Linked DNA regions of Homo sapiens: region 2 is linked to region 1. The links are chromatin contacts, found by Hi-C or POLR2A ChIA-PET in ENCODE. All regions are on one chromosome and are shown on one strand. The core of a region is the stretch at or near the end of the contact, and the rest is flanking DNA. Distances in the headings are between cores, read along the strand shown. Region 1 holds the start of CDT1 (chromatin licensing and DNA replication factor 1). Region 2 overlaps ZFPM1 (zinc finger protein, FOG family member 1).

The links. A loop is a pair of places that touch in the nucleus more often than their neighbours do. ChIA-PET counts read pairs that join two places held with the same protein, here RNA polymerase II (POLR2A). Pooled maps may share reads with other maps.
Region 2: a pooled map shows a loop between it and region 1 (16-fold over the local background). The contact joins the enhancer-like site here to the promoter of CDT1 in region 1. A Hi-C loop is called at or near these places in 1 of 168 maps with a recorded cell type or tissue (K562) and 6 of 50 pooled maps. POLR2A ChIA-PET finds 5 or more read pairs at or near these places in 3 of 52 experiments (K562, WTC11 and activated CD4-positive, alpha-beta T cell).

Annotation. Positions count from the first base shown.
Region 1 is chr16:88,799,679-88,805,581 of GRCh38, reverse strand. It overlaps CDT1 (chromatin licensing and DNA replication factor 1), which reads right to left and starts at 1,793. Exons shown (of 10, transcript NM_030928.4): 1 at 1,523-1,793; 2 at 915-1,037; 3 at 684-820; 4 at 1-142. The coding sequence starts at 1,750. RefSeq lists enhancers at 1-361, 362-1,245, 1,964-2,539 and silencers at 1,602-1,711, 1,792-2,031.
Region 2 is chr16:88,532,656-88,538,607 of GRCh38, reverse strand. It overlaps ZFPM1 (zinc finger protein, FOG family member 1), which reads right to left. Exons shown (of 10, transcript NM_153813.3): 8 at 5,899-5,952; 9 at 5,673-5,819; 10 at 1,577-5,460. The coding sequence ends at 3,629. Among named protein-coding and RNA genes, the nearest start is that of ZFPM1-AS1, 4.6 kb to the right of the region's middle. RefSeq lists a silencer at 3,961-4,420 and enhancers at 4,062-4,623, 4,624-5,184. Within about 2 kb of position 3,712, at least 12 of the 41 ENCODE cell types and tissues checked have a DNase peak (open chromatin) inside an H3K27ac peak, as active enhancers do.

The DNA of each region.
Region 1 (5,903 bases), core at 544-3,043:
GCGGTTGTGGAGCATGCCCACGATGGTGTCCATGCTGCGGAACATCTCCGCCAGCACCTGGTACTTGTAGGGCAGCACGAGTCCCGGCAGGCCGGGCTGGGCCAGGGCATGGAAGCGCTGGTAGGCGGGCGCCTTCTCGCCACTGTCAGGGAGGGAGGAGCCTCATGAGAAGCAGTAGGCCCCTACCCCTCCAACGCCACAGCAGGCCCCTCGGCCAGGGAGACCCTCCGATGGGGCCTGCCATGCCACACACGATGGCTTTCGCGGCCCTTGCACACCCACCAGCACTGGCACCGTTAGGGGTAGCAGTGGTGACGGGAAAGCCCGGCTCCACACCCCAGCTCTGCTGTGTCCACGCAGCTCCCCCAGGGAAGCTCTGCCCTCTCCCCAGCGCAGTTTCGTCAGCTCTCAGGGGCAGAGGCAGACAACACACCAATGCATCAGGAGCATTTGAAACCTGCCAGAGTCCCCGAGGCAGGAGCTGCCCCCCGCAGGAGGGACTGAGGGCACAGCGCCAGCAGTGCCCGGGACCTTTTTCTCAGGGGTCTGGGTCCGCGCCCTGGTGACCTCACCACCACCCTCCCTGGAAGGAGCAGACCTGGGCCTCTGACAGGCTCGCTGGGCCACGCCTGCCACCAACCCGGCCTTTGCCGGGGCCTCGTGGCCGCCCACCCAGCACTCACCATGGCTCCTCAGGGCGGCCCTCGGCCTCTGGGGTGCAGGACTCCCCAGCATCCTGGGCACTGGCCTTCAGCGCCCGGACTCTTGCCCCCAGCTCCCGGGCCCGTTGCAGGCATGACGCAAGCTCAGAGATGGTGTCCTTCAGGGGGATCAGGGGACACGGTGCCGTCAGGCAGGCAGGCAGGCCGGCACCACTCAGCCCTCCCGCATCTGCCCCAGGCCCCGCCCCTCACCTGGTCCTGCGCGGATGTCAGGTGGGGCGGCTGACCTGCTGCCGGGGTGGATTTCTTTATCTTCTGGCCCGGAGAAGGGCAGGCTGGGATGTCTGGGGCCTCGGGGGTACTGGGGCTGGAAACCTGGTGGGAGGGACCCCAAGGGTGAACTCATGACAAGACCTGGTGCTCCTGGCTCTGCAGAGGACCCCGAAGGATCAGAAGCCGCTCTGAGTTAACTGGGACGGGCATGGCTGGGGGGCTTAGGACTTCCCGTAGATGGTGGTCTGTGCTAAGGCCGGGGACACAGCCTTGCTCTCGTCTTCCGGGGCCGTTTCCAGGTCGGACCCCTGCCCTGGCCTCGCAGAGAAGCTGGACTTCCAGCCCCATCATCGGATCCCGGTGCAAGCCCCCCAGTGCCTCCTGCTCATCTCAGGAGCCAGCCAAGTCCCCAGTGGTGGCAGGGCGCCCCCAGGATCCCCCGGCCTGTCCCAGAGTTCCCTGCGCCCCGTCCCCCCCGCCTGTTTCCCCGCCCCCGTCCCTCCGCCTCAGTTTCCCCGAGCCCTGCCCCCCGGGCCTCAGTCTCCCCGCCCCCAACTCCCCGGCCTCAGTCTCCCCACGCCCCTCACCTCGTCCACCGACAGCCGCAGTCTCCTGCGGGCCGGTGGCCTGGCCTGGTCGCGTCCGGGGGCGGCGGGCGGGCGGGCGCGCTTGCGGCTGCCACTGGTAGCGGAGGCCGGGGCGCGGAGTGCGGGCCTGGCGGGGCTGGGGGTGCGGCAGGCCAGCTTGGGCGGCGCGATGCGGGGGGGCCCGGGGCGGCGGCGCGCGAAGAAGTCGGTGACGCGGCGCTGCTCCATGGCGGCGGAGTGCGCGGCGAAAGCAAGGAAAGAAGGAAGGGAGGAAGAGGCGGGCGCGGTTCCCGCCAAATTTCCCGCGGGCGCCCTGGCCCCGCCCCCGGCGCGGACCGAACCATCGGGGCAGAGCACGGGGGGAGGGAAGGGACGGGGCGCGCATGCGCGCTGGTGGGCGCGGGCACCGGCTTGGCCGCGCGCATGCGCCGACGTGCGGGCGTGGACTCGCCGGCGGGCGCCGTCGTGCGTGGGACTTTAGCGCGGTCTCCGGATCCCGCGTGTGGCTCCCACTTTTCAGGGCGTGTCAGTGGGGCCGCTGGCTTCAGGGTCAGAATGAGCGCAATCCAGGCAAACAGCAGCGCGCGCCTGACAAAACCCCGGCGCTGCCCGGGGGAGCCGAGGACGGCGCGGCCTGGGGGGCTGCAGGCTCGAGCTGGTAAAGGCGCTTCCCCCGCGGGCCGCACGCTCCTTATTTCTTTTTTTAAAACTATTTCTGGCTGGGCGCGGTGGCTCACGCCTGTAATCCCAGTACTTTGGGAGGCCGAGGCGGGCGGATCATGAGGTCAGGAGATCGAGACCATCCTGGCTAACACGGTGAAACCCCGTCTCTACTAAAAATACAAAAAATTAGCCGGGCGTGGTGGTGGGCACCTGTGGTCCCAGCTACTCAAAAGGCTGAGGCCTGAGAATGGCGTGAACCCCGTGGGGCGGAGCCTGCAGTGAGCCGAGATCGCGCCACTGCACTCCAGCCTGGGCGACAGCGAGACTCCGTCTCAAAAAAAAAAAAAAAACTATTTCTATCGAGGCGGAGATTACGTTGCCGGGTGGTCTCGAACTCCCCGGTTCAGTGATCCGCTCTCTTGGAACTGCCCCCTCCCAAAGCGCTGCGATCACAGGCGTGGCCTCCGCGATCCGCGTTGCTCGCTTTTTAAAAGGGTGGATTTGATATGTGAATTATTTCTCAATCAAGCTATTACATGGAAACGAAGAAAAGGGGCCGGGCGCGATGGTTCACGCCTGTAATCCCAGCACTTTGAAAGGCCGAGGCGGGCGGATCACCTGAGGTCAGGAGTTCGAGACCAGCCTGACCAACATGGTAAAACCCCCTCTCTACTAAAAATACAAAAATTAGCCAGGCGTGGTGGCGGGCGCCTGTAATTCCAACTGCTTGGGGGGCTGAGGCAGCAGAATCGCTTGAACCCGGGAGGCGAAATGGCGCCACTGCACTTCAGCCTGAGCGAAAGAGCGAGAAACTCCGTCTCAAAAAAAAAAAAAAAAAAAAAAAAGGAAAGAAAAGAAACTGCCTTTAGCATGGCTGAGGGCTGAGATTTTAAAGTTTTAGTTCTTAAAACCTATAGCGCTCCTATCTGGGAAACGGCCTAGAGCGCGGTTTATCTGGAGAGCCCGAGCCACAGCCACTCCTTCCAGAGACGCCAATAAGCAGGGCCAGGCGCAGCGCTGCGGAAGTCCCCCGCAAAGCAATGCGGGCCGCCGGGGCCTGGAGGCCTGCGAGGGAAGGGGACGCGGGTGGAGGCGGCCAGGGCTCAGAGGAGGGCTTCTGTTTTCCCATTTTCCAAGTTTTCTGTAAAAAGCGTGAATTGTGCCTATTTTTTTTTAAGTTAAAGGAATAGAAACCGGTTTGATGATGCAACTGGTGCTTGCAAAATACCTCAAAGGTGGCCTGCACGGTGGCTCACGCCTGTAATCCCAGCACTTTGGGAAGTCGAGGCGGGCGGATCACTTGAGGTCAGGAGTTCAAGACCAGCCTGGCCAACATGGCAAAACCCCGTCTCTACAATAAATACAAAAATTAGCCGGACGTGATGGCAGGCACCTGTAATCTCTGCTACTCAGGATCCCGCCACTACACTCCAGCAGCCTGGGCAACAGAGCGAGACTCCATCTCCAAAACAAAACACCTCAAAAGTGAGGACGTTCATAAGTGGGGGGATGGGGAGGGCGTGGTGAGGCATTTGTTTTCCATCTGTATATAAGGGATCAGCACCTAGACCTGTGTTTTGCAAGCAGCTGGTAGCAAATTTTTAGTGGGTCAAGAAATAAATATGGAAGACTGAGACCCACATTTTTTAAAGCTACGTTTTGTTGAAAAGTTTTGTTTTGGTACACGTGCTTTTTTTTTTTTTTTTTTTGATCACCCAGGCTGGAGTGAAGTAGCTTAGCCTCCACTCCTGGGCTAAAGGAATCCCCCTGCCTTGGCCTCCCAAGTAGCTGGGGCTACAGGCGTGAGCCACCACGCGTGGCTAAATGTTTGTTTTTTGTTTTTGTTTTTTTGTAGAGACGGCATCTCACCATGTTACCCAGGCTGGTCTCGAACTCCTGGACTGAAGCGATCTCCCTGCCTCGGCCTCCCAAGTAGCTGGGGCTACAGGCGTGAGCCACCACACCTGGCCACACCACACATTAAACAAACAATGTATTTCTTCAGTCAAAACTAGTTGCAGGTTGGGGCAGGAACTGACTTGGAAGGAGCACGAGGCAATTTTCTAGGGTGATAGAAATGGTCTAGATCATGACAGGTTTGGGTCACATAAGTGTATGAATTTATCAAAATCTGAGGGTAGCTTAAGATTTGTGTATTTTATGGTATGTAAATTTATTTAAAAGCCAAATTATCAGCAAATATCGAACTCTAGTCAATGACATGCATGCAGAAGTGTTTAGGAATAACAGATGTCTGACACTTTAAAATGCATCAAATAAGATGGACAGGCTGGGCGCAGTGACTCACACCTGTAATCCCAGCACTTTGCGAGGCCGAGGCGGGTGGATCATCTGAGGTCAGGAGTTCGAGACCAGCCTGGCCAACATGGTAAAACCCCATCTCTACCAAAAATACAAAAATTAGCTGGGTGTGGTGGCGGGCATCTGTAATCCCAGCTAGTCGGGAGGCTGAGGCAGGAGAATCGCTTGAACCCGGGAGGTGGAGGTTGTAATGAACTGAGATCCTGCCACTGCACTGCAGCCTGGTGACAGCGAGACTCCATCTCAACAACAACAACAAAAAGAACAGTGTAGAACATTAAGATAGAGTCTGAGGGGTAAATGAGATTCAACTTCTCTGGATGTTTGAATTTTTTGAAAATAGAACGTCTTGAAAAGGCGTATTTCGCACTGTGGGTTTTGGACAAAAGAGTTTGAAGGCCCCTGGGACCAGACAACCTCCAGCAGGGCAGTTAGCTCATAAGGCACCTTTGTGAAAAACGGCTTGACAAGTGGAGCCACGGGGATCTCAGCCCCCGCTGCTCCCTTGGCCAGGAACCCTTGTGCAGGCCTTAGCTGGCACAGCTCTGCGTGGCGACCCTTGCTTGGGAGTCTCTTCAGCTGTAATATTCCATTCTGTTCTAATCAAGATGGGGATCCTGGCTTTTCTCAAAGGGGGCAGAAAGTGATCTGGGAGTCATAGTGGAACACAAACCAAATAGAAGTCGGCTACGTATGAAAGAGGGAAAATGTAAAATGTTAGAGCTGTAATGGGAGCATGAATTACAGACGCATCCTCTCCTTAGGACCATCTGCAGTAAGGGGACCTTGCAAATCCTTGACATCGTAACCGTTTGTCAGGTAGGAGGGAGCTGTCACCTCCCCTGGTGACGTGGCGGCTCCCCACTCTGTCTCCCATTGAGAATAAGGAAACAGCTGGTCTCAGAGAGGCAGCGTTAGCGGCACTTAACCACAAGCAACTGCTCCACATCTGGCTGCTGGTGCAACCGTTTGGCCCGGTCCCTGCCTTCCATAGATAAGCTGATGGACAGGATGCTGCCAGAAGCGTCTCCAAGGCCTTCAAAATGCCAAGGCGACTCCAGCATTTCTTCTCTCCTGCCACCTGCCCACGCACCAGCCGGAACCACAGGGTACTGCGCTGGACTCCTGGAGCCATGCCAGGGGCCAAGGTTAGGCCCATGGTCATGAGATGCTCCCAGAGACCACCTCAGGATGGGGGCTTCCTTCCTGACTTCAGCACAGCAGCACCTGTCACCACTCACCTCAAGAGGTGGCTCCCGAGCCTCCTGGGAGGGAAGGGGCCATGGCAGTTGCTGTCATCGTGGCCAGCCCTGGGGCTCCAGCCGGGGGCAGAAGCAGGCTCTGGAATGAGCTTGGACCCAGAAGTACAGTGCACAGGGGCTGGTAAGAGTGCAGG
Region 2 (5,952 bases), core at 2,463-4,962, 270 kb after region 1:
GTAGAGAGGGCATCAGGAGGCACTGCCTGGAGCAACCAGCTGCAGCATGGAGCCCAGCGGGTGGTGGGCTTAGCAGGGCCAGGGGCTGCCGTCGGGACAGGCCGCCAACGGGAGGCTCCTCTCCTCTGTGCTGAGGCAGAGAAGGGGGACTTCTGACCTCTGAAGGATGGGGCCAGTAACAGAAGGGGTTTTACGCGAAGCACAGGCACCTGGGGGCGGGGACGGGCCTCAGAGCAGGGTGAGCCTGGGAGAGGGGAGCGGTGGCAGCTGTGTGAGGAGTGGACCCTCGAGATTTGGAAGCGGCTGTTCAGAGAGACTCAAGGGTGAAGTCCCAGGTCTGGGAGTCGGCGATGGTGGATGGGTTTGGGAAGCGGTGGGATTTGGACAAATCAAGCATTGCTTTGACAATGAAGGGTGAATAGGCAAGGCTGATGCTCTCCAGCTTGAGGGGCAGGGGGCCACTGAGGATGCCTATGCAGGTGAGGGGAGGAGACAGGTGGGCTGGTGGGGAGACAGGTGGGCTCGGGGTGATGCCTGTGCAGGTGAGGGGAGGAGACAGTGAGCCAGGGGGGTGCTTGCACTGGTGTGGGGAGACAGGTGGGCTTGGGGGAGGGGAACACCTGCACAGGTGTGGGCAGAAGTTACAGGTGCGTGGGGTTACAGTCACTCATGGTACATCAAGGGCCTGGAAGGACACAGGGGCTGTAGGTCTGCAGGTCTGGGGCTCAGGGGAGGCGTGGCTAGACTACAGAATTAGTGGAGAGAAGACCATGAGCCCACCCCAGGAGTGTGGAGGGAGAACTTCAAGGGGAGACCAGGGCAGACTCAGAGCCTTGAACCTGGCTCAGCAGAGAACCAGCTGGGGGGCCGAGGGGGTGTCTGTGAGCAGGGCAGGCAGCTTCCTGGGGAGAGGCGGGAGAAGGCCTGGGCCACCACCGAGTCAGCGGCTACAGGGGAGGCACAGGGTGGAGGCCCAGGCGGTGGTCTGGTGGGGGGAGACTGGGGTGATGGCTTGAGGGAGTAGGGGTGACTGATGGCGTCTGCCAGGTGTGGGGGCCCCAGGGTCTGTGCAGAAGACGCGTGCCCGAGGCGAGTCCTGGGTGCGATGGGGACGGGCTCTGGCCACACGCCAATGACCTGGGACGGGCGATGGCAGCGGTACCCAGCCCTGCATGGTGGGGACAGTAGGGGGTTATGCAAGCCAGGACAGGCGCAGGGCCCTTCGTGAGGCTCAGTGTGCTGCCCTAAGCTTCGAGTCCGGGCCGTGGCGGGGCCCTCTGGGGTGACTTCAGGTCTGGGTCCCGGTCACAGGGTCCTTGCTGCCTCTGAGATGAGCCCCCAGGAAGGGTTGCCAGGCCCGAACTCCCACTCCTGCGGCACAGGTGTGGACACTGAGGCACGTCTGGGTGCATGGCGGGTTTGTGCGGCACTGCTGGGCTGTCTTCCAGATTCTCCTCTGCGTCTTGCATTCCAGGGCCTCGCTTGGTCAGGTTTGGGGTGGGGCTCAAAGGGGGTGAGGACACTGGAGTTGTGTTTTTTACCCCCTTTGAGCACCTGTCACTCACCAGAGACTGTATTCGTAGTTTCTAGACACCTTTAAACAGTTTACTTTTAAATGTACACACAGTGACAACCCCCCACCAGGTTTCTATTTTTTAGAACATCTTGTACCCTGCGCCCGCACCTGGGGAGGACTTGGGGGCAGAGCCTCCTGAACCCTCCACGCAAATTCATGCACAACAATGCAAATGATGAGCAGACTTGAGGGGTCCGTGCCTCCCGTCCCCGCTATCACCTGGTCTTCAACAGAAGGGGTGTCTGTGAGGAAAAGGCTGCTTGCCTTCCCTGGAGCTCAGGTCCCTGGGAGGGGGTGGAAGCCATGTCTGTCCATTGGCCTTGGCTACGGGCCCCATCTGGCCAGACCCTAGTGGGCAGGTGGACAAAGACATCAGAGACCACTGAAAGCGCTGCAGACCCAGGCCCACGAGCTGCGGGCAGGAGAGCGAGCCCTGGACTGGCTGGGAAGTGCCTCGGGCTTCTGAGGCAAGAGGCCGCTGCCTTCTTTGCCTGCACTCACCAGGGCTGCTGGGCAAAGCTGAAAAAAATGCAGCTAGTTCAAGTAGAGTTGGAAATGGGCTGGGAATGGTAGCTCGCGCCTGTCATCCTAATGTTCTGGGAGGCTGAGGCTGCAGGAGCACTGGAGGTCAGGAGTTTGAGACCATCTTGGGCAACACAGGAAGACCCTGTCTCTATAAAAATGTTTTAAAAGTTAGCCAGGTGTGGTGGGTCAAGCCTGTAGTCCCAGCTACTTGGGAGGCTGAGGCAGGAAGATGGTTTCAGCTCAGGAGTTTGAGGCTGCAGTGACTTATGATCGTGCCACTGAACTTCAGCCTGGGGAACCGAACAAGACCTTAGCTCTAAAAAATATAGGGTTGCCCAGCCTGGGCAACATAGGGAGACACCATTTCTACAAAAAACACAAAAACTAGCTGGGCATGGTGGTGTACACCTGTAGCCCCAGCTACTGAGGAAACTGAGGTGGGAAGATCACTTGAGCTCACGAGGTCAAGGCTGCAATGAGCCGTGAGTATCCCAGGGACTCCAGCCTGGGCAAGAGAGTGAGACCCAAAAATAAAAAAATAAAGTGACGTTGGGAATAGAAGAGTGTTTTTGTTCTCCAGTGAGAAAGCACGCTGGAGGCTGCCCACAGCCACCCAGCTGCAAACGGCACGGTGACACCGTGGCTGAACGCGGTCAGCCAAGTACTCCCTCAGTGTGGCCGGCCCATACAGCCCAGCAGGGCAGGGAAGACGGGGGGTGGGGGTGCCCTGACCCTTGCACCGACTCAGCCACCACAGGTGACTCCACCACACGGTTGTCCTCAGCCCTGGCTCTGAGGGAGAGATGCACCCACCAGTGAGCATCAGGACCCCCTCGAGGCCAGGGAATGCTTCGGCCTCGGTCTCCCTCTCCTGTCCACCTACTCGCCTGTTCTTCCCCCAGCCTTGGCCACCACAGGGCTTCATCCTCCCCAGGGCGCCCCCACCCCTGCCATCCCTGGTGGTCTGTGACTGGATGGGGGACATCGGACCCCCAGGACCATGCAGGGTTGGGGGATGGCCAGCCAGGTCAGTGCCCCTCTCTTCCGTGTCTGGCGGCCAAGTAGACCGTGGAGAGGGTCAGCAGTGTGGAGGCTGCTCTCCCTAGGGGGGTATGGACAGGGCTGGGGTGGGGTAGGCCCAGAGCGGCTGGCCCTGCAGTGGTTCAGTGTGTGCTGTGGCCTCCGACCTGACGCTCGGTCTAGCTCTTAGCACCCAGTGGTGTAACTCCGGCAGGGGCCCAGCCACTCCGGGCCGCAGTGGCCTGTGTACACAGCAGGGCTGGATGTGACACTGGCTGCGTGTGCCTGCTGGCTCAGAGAACTAGGCTGGCCCACCACCATGCTCATCAAACTGAACTTCTTTATTAAGTGCCAAGGGTCCAGGCGGGCGCTGCCCCCTGCGGCCCCCTCCGCCGAGGCCTGTGCGTGGCGGGGTTCCCAGGAGCGGCAGTCCGTGCGGCCTGGGGGCGGCCCCCTCCCCGCATCGCAGCGGGGCGTGCAAAGCGTCTGCGGCTGTAGTGTGGGCGCTCACTTCACGTGCTCGGCGGCGTGCGAGGAGCAGTAATACTTCTTGTGGGCGATGAAGGTGGACAGGCTGCTGAACTTGATGTTGCAAAGACGGCAGTACCGGTGGTTGCCGTTGGGCAGCGGCGCCGGCGTGCCCTTGCTGGGAGTCTGGACGCCCTTGTCCGAGTAGGAGGGGGGCGCCGGCGGGGGCGGCACGGCCTCGGGCGCGGCGGCCGGGGACGGGGGCGGGCCGGGCGGCGGCTCCTGGGGCTCCGGGCCGAGGCCGTCCCGGGGGCCACGGGACCCGGGCTGCGGGGAGGCGGCGGGGGCGGGAGCGGGCGAGGGGCCGCGGTCGGCCGGCGTCCGGGCCTCGACCCCCGGGCCGGCCAGGGGCGCGCCGAGCAGCAGGCCGTGCGCCAGGCGGAAATGCTCCAGCAGGTCCCCGCGCACCGGGCCGTTCGGGGGGCAGTAGGGGCAGGCGGCGGCGGGCAGGCCGAGCGCGCCGGGCGGTGGCGCAGCGGGGCACGAGTACTTCTTGTGCGCCAGGTAGGCCTCGAGGCTGTGGAAGCTCACGCGGCAGGCCGTGCACTCGTGGTAGTCGGCCAGCGCCGGTGCCGGGGCTCCGGGGAGCGGGCGCCGCGGCTTCTTGCTCAGGTCGATGGGGCCGTCGGCCGCGGGGCCGGGCGAGCGCGCAGGGGCGAGGCCGGGGCCGCTTCCGCTTCCGCTTCCGGGCCGCGGCGACTCGGGCGCGGGGGCGTGGCCGGGCGGCGGGGGGGGCGGGGCGCCGGCCGCGTGCAGCTCGTAGAGCTTGCGGCGTCTGCGCGTGCGCACAGGCGCGGCGGGAGAGGGGGCCGGGGGCGCGGCCGGCCCAGGGGGTCCCGGGGGCGCGGCCGGTCGGCGCGGCGGCGGGTCGTGGCGCGAGGCGCAGTAGTACCGCTTGTGCACGGTGTAGGTCTCGTGGCGGCTGAAGCGGATGTTGCAGGCCTCGCACAGCGTGCGGCTGGGGTCGTCCTCCGCGTCGTCCACGGAGCTACCCGGGCTCTGGCTGCCCTCGCTGCCCCGGCCGCCCGCGCCGTCCTCGGGCGTGGCCGCGCCCCCAGCCCCCTCCTCGCGCGCTCCGGGGCCCGGGGACGAGCGCGGCGCGTCGGGTTCGGCGGGCTGGCCGGGGGGCGCGCGGGCCGGGCCGGGGGGCGCCTTGGGCCTGCGCGCGGCAGGCGCGTCCTCGGGCGCACGGCGGCCTGAACAGTAGAGGCGCTTGTGCACGTAGTAGTTGTTGACGTTGCTGAAGGTGATCTCGCACTCGAAGCACGTAGCGCCCTTGGGGGCCCCGGGGAAGAGCCCGGTCTGCGCGCCGCCGGCGCCCGCGCCCGCGCCCTGCTGCAGCCGGCTGTGCACCAGCTCGGACATCTTGGCCAGGATCTCCGAGGCGGGGGGCGCCGCGTCGGGCCCGAACACGTACTGCGGAAGGAACAGGGCCCCGGCCAGGCCCAGCTCGCCGGGCACCGGGCTGGAGCCCGGCGTGGGGCTGGACAGCTCGGCCTTGACCCTGGCCGGGGCGGGGCTGCGCGGCGACGGCGTCCGCGACGGGGCCTGGGGCCCAGGCTCTCCGGGGCCCAGGATGGGGGCCGCCTCCGGCTCCTCCACCGCCTCCACCTTGATGCTCCTGGGGGCCGCCGGGGGCTCGCTGCTGCCTCCATTCTGGGCCAGAGGCTCCGCTCTGGCCTCTCCGTTGGTGGCCTCGGCCAGGGCCTTTCTGTCCAGTCCTGGCGATGGGGTGGGCGCCAGGCCCAGGTCCGCGGAGGCCAGGGGGCCTTGCAGGGCCGTGTGCTGCTGCTGGAAGCTGCCCAGACTGTCTGCAGAGAGATCGCAGGGGTGGCACCTCAGGCCTGGGGCAGGACCTGGCCGGTCAGAGCTGGAGGGCGAGCTCCGGAAGGGGAGGGGTGGGCGGGAGTGGTTTAGAGCGAAGGCTGAAACGGACCCCCACCTGTCTTGGGCGACAAGCCCACTCCCTTCCCACTGCTCAGGGGGCCTAAGGGGCAGGGGTGGCCCCCACAGGGCTGCTCACCTGGGGGCAGCTTGGTTGCTGGGTGTCCGGCCCCTGGCGAGTAGATCTCACCCTTGGAGCCAGGCTGGCAGACCATGTGGTTGGTGACCAAGTGGCTGTAGAGGATGTCCCTTGTGGTGGAGATGAAGCCACAGCTGTGGCAGACACCTGTGGGCCATGGCGAGGTGGTCAAGGCCCAGGGCGGGGAGGCGGGACCCACACACCCCCCGGCCCCTGCGGTGCCTACCGCTCAGCGTGTCCGTGTGCACCTTGAGGTGCCGCTCGCAGTTGGCCTTGGTGG